Linked DNA regions of Homo sapiens: region 1 is linked to region 2. A link is a contact called in ENCODE POLR2A ChIA-PET data. All regions are on one chromosome and are shown on one strand. Each heading gives the region's core, a stretch centred on a gene start or an enhancer-like site at or near the end of the contact. The rest is flanking DNA. Distances are from core to core; before and after follow the strand shown.

Region 1 (2,700 bases), core at 72-2,571, 570 kb after region 2:
TGATATAGACAGATCAAGTGACATGAAGTCTGAGTATTGCCAGTGGGATGTAGCAATGTAATGTCAGTGTTGACATTGATTAGCTGTTTTGATGGAATGGTGGGGGCAAAACCTAATTGGTGAGTCAAGAAAGAAAGGGAAAAAGAAAATGGAGATAATAACTAAATAATTTGTCAAGGAGTTTTGCTGTTAGAGCAGAAATGAAATGCAAAGATGGGTAGAGAGATCAAGAGAGTTTTCTTATTTGAAAAAAGTAACAGTGTCTATGTACATACACTGATGGAAGTGATTCAACAGCAAGAGAAGATCTGATAATGCAAGAGAAAGGAGAATGGCTGGCACAGTGTCCTTCTATAGTTGAGAGGGGATGGGATCTAGTAAATAAGCAGTAGGTTAGCCTAGCTAGGAGCACAAACAGTCCTTCTCTAGGAATAGGGGAGGATGTGGGGAATACAGTGCAGATTATGGCTGGGTAGATGTGGTAAAGATAGCTTATTGAAGTTCTTCTCTGATTAGTTGAGGCCAGGTGCTGTGGCTCACGCCTGTAATCCCCACACTTCAGGAGGCCAAGGCGGGAGATCATGTCAGCCCAGTAGTTTGAGACCAGCCTAGGCAACATGGTGAAACCCCATCTCTACAAATGATACAAAAATTAGCTGGGCATGGTGTTGCATACCTGTAGTTCCAGCTACTTGGGAGGCTGAGGTGGGAGGATCATCTGAGTCTGAGGAGTTCGAGGCTGCAGTGAGCTGTGATTGCACGGAACTGTGATTGTGATTTTGAGAAAGAGCAAGACCCTGTCTCAAAAAAATATTTTTTTCTCACTAAAATGGAAAGTGAGGTGATTAGCTGAGCCTGAAGAGAGAGGATAAAGTATGATACAGTCTTTTAAAAGGATGGGAGAAAGAGTACACTAAGAAGTATGGTCTGATTTCCAGTAGTATGAAGAGCCAAAGTTAGTGATCATACACATAAAGTGAGACTAGTCAGCTTTTCTATATGACTTTCTGAAACTTCTCAGGCTAGGATTTTGGAAAGATTGTGTGAAGATACTGAAATTACTCCTGACAGAAGGCATGATAAAAAGAATGTGAGTGATACAGGAATAAAATCCTTAAAGAGTGAAGGGGATTTCCCAAAGGTTTGTATGTGACTTTTAGCAAGGAGGAGTAATGGTTGTTGTAGTCTGATGACATCATTTCAAACCTGGGTGTTTTTATGGAGAACAGAGGGAGAATGCCTGAAGATGAAATGAGCCAGCAGGATGTCTACCCCACCTCTAGGTCTAGTGGTACAAAGGGCATGTGAAATCCAACAGCCATCATTTGAGAGAGCTGCCAAGGAAGCTGCATCCACAGGGGACAGTCAAGTTGCAACCTGTTCAGGGTATGTTAAGGGCTGTACTAAATGTGTGTCCAGGGTGCTTGGGAGTACAAAAGTAAAGATTTGTAACCCAAGCTAGTCATTAAGCAAGGTGTTCTTTTTGGAGGTAGCTCATTGAATGAGGTAGAAAGCTCATTCTAAGATCCGTATGAAATAGAATTATATGATTAGGAAATTAACAGTCCACAGCATTATAGTTGCCTGGATACGATGGCTCACTCCTGTAATTCCAACACTTTGGGAGGCCAAGGTGGGAGGATCACTTGAGGTCAGGAGTTTGAGACTAGCCTAGGCAATATAGTGAGTCCCTGTCTCTCCAAAAAAAAAAAAAAAAAAAAAAAAAAGCCAGGTGTGGTAATACACACTTGTAGTCCCAGCTGCTCAGTAGGCTGAGGTGGGAGGGAGGATCGCTTGAGTACAGGAAGTCACGGCTGCAGTAAGCCGCGGTCACGCCACTGCACTGCTCTCCAGCCTGTGAAACAGAGCAAGACTCTGTCTCAAAAAAAAAAAAAAAACACAGACCATAAAAAAGTACAGATCGTTTGTTACTAGATTATAAACTGCTAATCAAATATGGATGGGTAGGCAGAAAGTCACGGAGGGCTATATGCAGTGCTAAAGGGATGAGGTATGAGGAGTCCATGGCATGGACTCTTTTTTACCTAAGATCCATGGACCCTGAGTGGTTTTACAAGTGCCATAAATCCCCTAAAATTATATTCCCAATTTTGTATATATGTTCATTTTCTTGTGGAGGCAAGATTTGCCAAAGGTGGTTTTTTAATCTAAAAACTGAATACTTTTTTTTTTTTTTTGAAACAGAATCTCTCTCTGTTGCCCAGGCTGGAGTGCAGTGGTGCAATTTCGGCTCACCGCAACCTCCACCTCCTGGGTTCAAGTGATTCTTGTGCCTTAGCCTCCCAAGTAGCTGGGACTGCAGGTGTGCACCACCACACCCAGCAAATTTTTTTTTATTTTTAGTAGAGACGGGGTATCACCATGTTGGCCAGGCTGCTTTTGAACTCCTGACCTCAGGTGATCCGCCCACCTCAGCCTCCCAAATTGCTGGGATTACAGGTGTGAGCCACCACACCCGGGGAAAACTAAATACTCTTTAAGGCTTGAAGAGGCAAAGTGGTCCGGGCACAGTGAGTCACACTTGTAATCCCAACACTTTGGGAGGCTGAGGTGGGCAGATCACTTGAGGTTAGGAGGTGGAGACCAGCCTGGTCGACATGATAAAACCCCATCTCTATTAAAAATACAAAAATTATCCAGGCATAGTGGCACATGCCTGTAATCCCAGCTACTCAGGGG
Region 2 (2,700 bases), core at 29-2,528:
TAGCCTCCTTAAGTAACTTAAGTTACACACTTACATAGCTTCAAATAGGCATATAATAAAAAATAACAGTCCCCTACCCTGCCCACACCACATTGAATCACCTCCTCAGAGGGAACCACTTTCAACTCTTTTTAGCTATTTATTCTATTTACCTTCATACATCTAGCTAACATACACTGCCATTTCTGACCTTATCTACTGATTTTACAGTGTAGCAGCTGAGGATTTAGCATTCTTAAATATTTCCCTTCCAATATTGTTATAAGATAATTTGGGGTAAAATTGACATTCAGGGGAAAAAAATCAAGACTCAGGATTACATCGTTAAAATTATTATTATTTTTTAGAGACAGGGTCTTGCTCTGTCACACAGGCTAGAGTGCAGCGGTGTGATTACAGCTCACTGAAACCTTGAACTCTTGGGCTCAAGAGATCCTCCCACCTCAGCCTCCTGGGTAGGTAGGACCACAGGTGGTGGCCCCACAATGGGTTTTTTTTTGTTTTTTTAATCTTTTGCTGAGACAGGGTCCCACTATGTTGCCCAGGCTGGTCTCAGCCTCCCAAAGTGCTAGGATTATAGGTGTGAGCCACCGTGCCTGGCCAGCATTTACATTATTATGACTGATTATAATCACTATGAGGCCAAGTACTATATTATGATTTCACTTTATTTCTTCTATAATTGTTTGTATTTTACCCCTTTTTTCATTTGCTTAGTTATTACATGCTATCATGGTTTGGTTGTGTCCCACCCAAATCTCATCTTGAATTGTAGCTCCCATAATTCCCATTTTGGAGGGACCTGGTGGGAGGTAATTGAATCATGGGGACAGGTCTCTCCCATGCTGTTTTCGTGATAGTGAGTAAGTCTCACGATATCTGATAGTTTTATAAAGGGGAGTTCCCCTGCACATGTTCTCTTGCCTGCAGCCATGTAAGATGTCCCTGTGCTTTTCCTTCATCTTTTGCCATGACTGTGAGGCCTCCCCAGCCACGTGGAACTACGAGTCCATTAAACCTCTTTCCTTTATAAATTACCCAGTCTTGGGTGTGTCTTTATTAGCAGCATGAGAAAGGACTTATATGCATGCCTACTGCTACTTCTTTCCAAAGCCTCCAACAAAATTGTAAAATTCTTCTGAATATGGATTTCCACCCTGCCAAACATATCAGGAAATACATAAGTTCTTTCCTCACACCCCCACTTCCCAACATCTCTCCTGAATCTTGTAATCCTTCGAATCCAACCTGAACTGCTTATTTTGTAGACTGTTGCACAACAGTCATCCTGGGACTTCCCATTACCTTTATACCCACTTCTTTCTAGGTCTCAAGGCTTCCTTTTTATTTTTATTAGGGTGTTTTGTTTACTTCCCTGTTTTGAAGGGACACATCCTCCAATAGCATCATGAGAAGGGGCTCATGAGAGGCAAATTTTTTGACAATTTGCCTATCTAAAAATATCTTCACTCTACTCTCATGCTTGATTGGTAGTTCAGCTGGACATAGGATTCTAAGTAGGAAATCATTTTCTCTCAGAAAGCATCTTCCATTGCTCTAGCTTTTTTGTATGGGATTTTTTTTTAAATTTTTTCCTCTGTGGAAATGTTTAGAATATTTTTATTACCCATATTCTAAAATTTCATAATGATATGCTCTGGGTGGCTGTTTTTTCATTCATTGTGCTGGGCCCTTTCAATCTGGAAGCACATGTCCTTTGGTTCTCCCCTCCAGGTATTAGCCAGGCCCGGCACAATGGGTTAGTCTGCATACTGAATGGTGAGAACTCAAAGAGCATGAGCCTATGGCTCATATAAAAAATGTTTTAATTTTATTATATTGCCAAAGCCAAATACTTCTGAGAAAGGTTGTCATTTTTAAAAAACTGTCTTCCTTTATTTGGGTCTATTCATTTTCTCCAGGAAAAAATCCATCAATTTCCTGGCAAGTGGCAGGGTTGAGGGTAGGATAGGAATGATTCTTGCCTGCCTGAGAGCCAGGTGATGGAAGGTGACTAGAAGTCTTATGAGCCTCACCATTCCAGTATGCAGACTATCCCCCCATCTCCTCTTTTAGGTATTGCATTCTATCAGATGTTCACTAGTATGAAGTATTTCTGGTTCAATTTTTCTCCAAAAATAAACCATGTCTTATTGGGGTGGGTGATATTTAACTGATTAGTTACAAGAAATGGGGATGTTGACTTTCAGGCCCAGTTACCCCTTAAAAGACTTTGAATAGCCCTCTTATTTTTAGCCCAAGCCTGACACCCACCTTCAGTTCCTGAGCTTTTATAAGTTTCTGTGATGCAAACTGGCTTGGTTCTAATTGGCATCAGCTTCTAGAGATACTACACTATAGGCACTACAAATACAGTGGTGAAAAAGATAAACTTCTACCCTCAGAGAGCTCATTCAATACTGGAGGCTTTAAGCAATAGGTAAACAAATGAATAAGGTTCTTTTCAGAAGTAATGAGAACTTGTAACAAATATCGATGTCTATTTTAGACTAGTCAAAAAGATTTCTTTGAAGAGGGGCTATCTCAGCAGAAATATATCATATGATTCTGGAATAAAGTAAGTACAAAGGCCCTGAAGCAGGGAAAAAAGCTTAATGTGTCTGAGAAACAAGAGGGTTAGTGAGTGTGGTTAGAATGATGTAAGAAAAAGGAAGAATGATTGGAAATATGGTCAGAGCC

The links. ChIA-PET counts read pairs that join two places held with the same protein, here RNA polymerase II (POLR2A).
Region 1: POLR2A ChIA-PET joins it to region 2 with 10 read pairs in activated CD4-positive, alpha-beta T cell. The contact joins two enhancer-like sites. POLR2A ChIA-PET finds 5 or more read pairs at or near these places in 2 of 52 experiments (OCI-LY7 and activated CD4-positive, alpha-beta T cell).

The regions. Positions count from the first base shown.
Region 1 is chr1:45,973,795-45,976,494 of GRCh38, forward strand. The region is part of intron 5 of MAST2 (microtubule associated serine/threonine kinase 2); the gene reads left to right. Among named protein-coding and RNA genes, the nearest start is that of PIK3R3, 160 kb to the right of the region's middle. RefSeq lists a silencer at 1,767-1,886. Within about 2 kb of position 1,322, at least 3 of the 41 ENCODE cell types and tissues checked have a DNase peak (open chromatin) inside an H3K27ac peak, as active enhancers do.
Region 2 is chr1:45,406,758-45,409,457 of GRCh38, forward strand. The region is part of intron 3 of TESK2 (testis associated actin remodelling kinase 2); the gene reads right to left. Among named protein-coding and RNA genes, the nearest start is that of TOE1, 68 kb to the left of the region's middle. Within about 2 kb of position 1,279, at least 2 of the 41 ENCODE cell types and tissues checked have a DNase peak (open chromatin) inside an H3K27ac peak, as active enhancers do.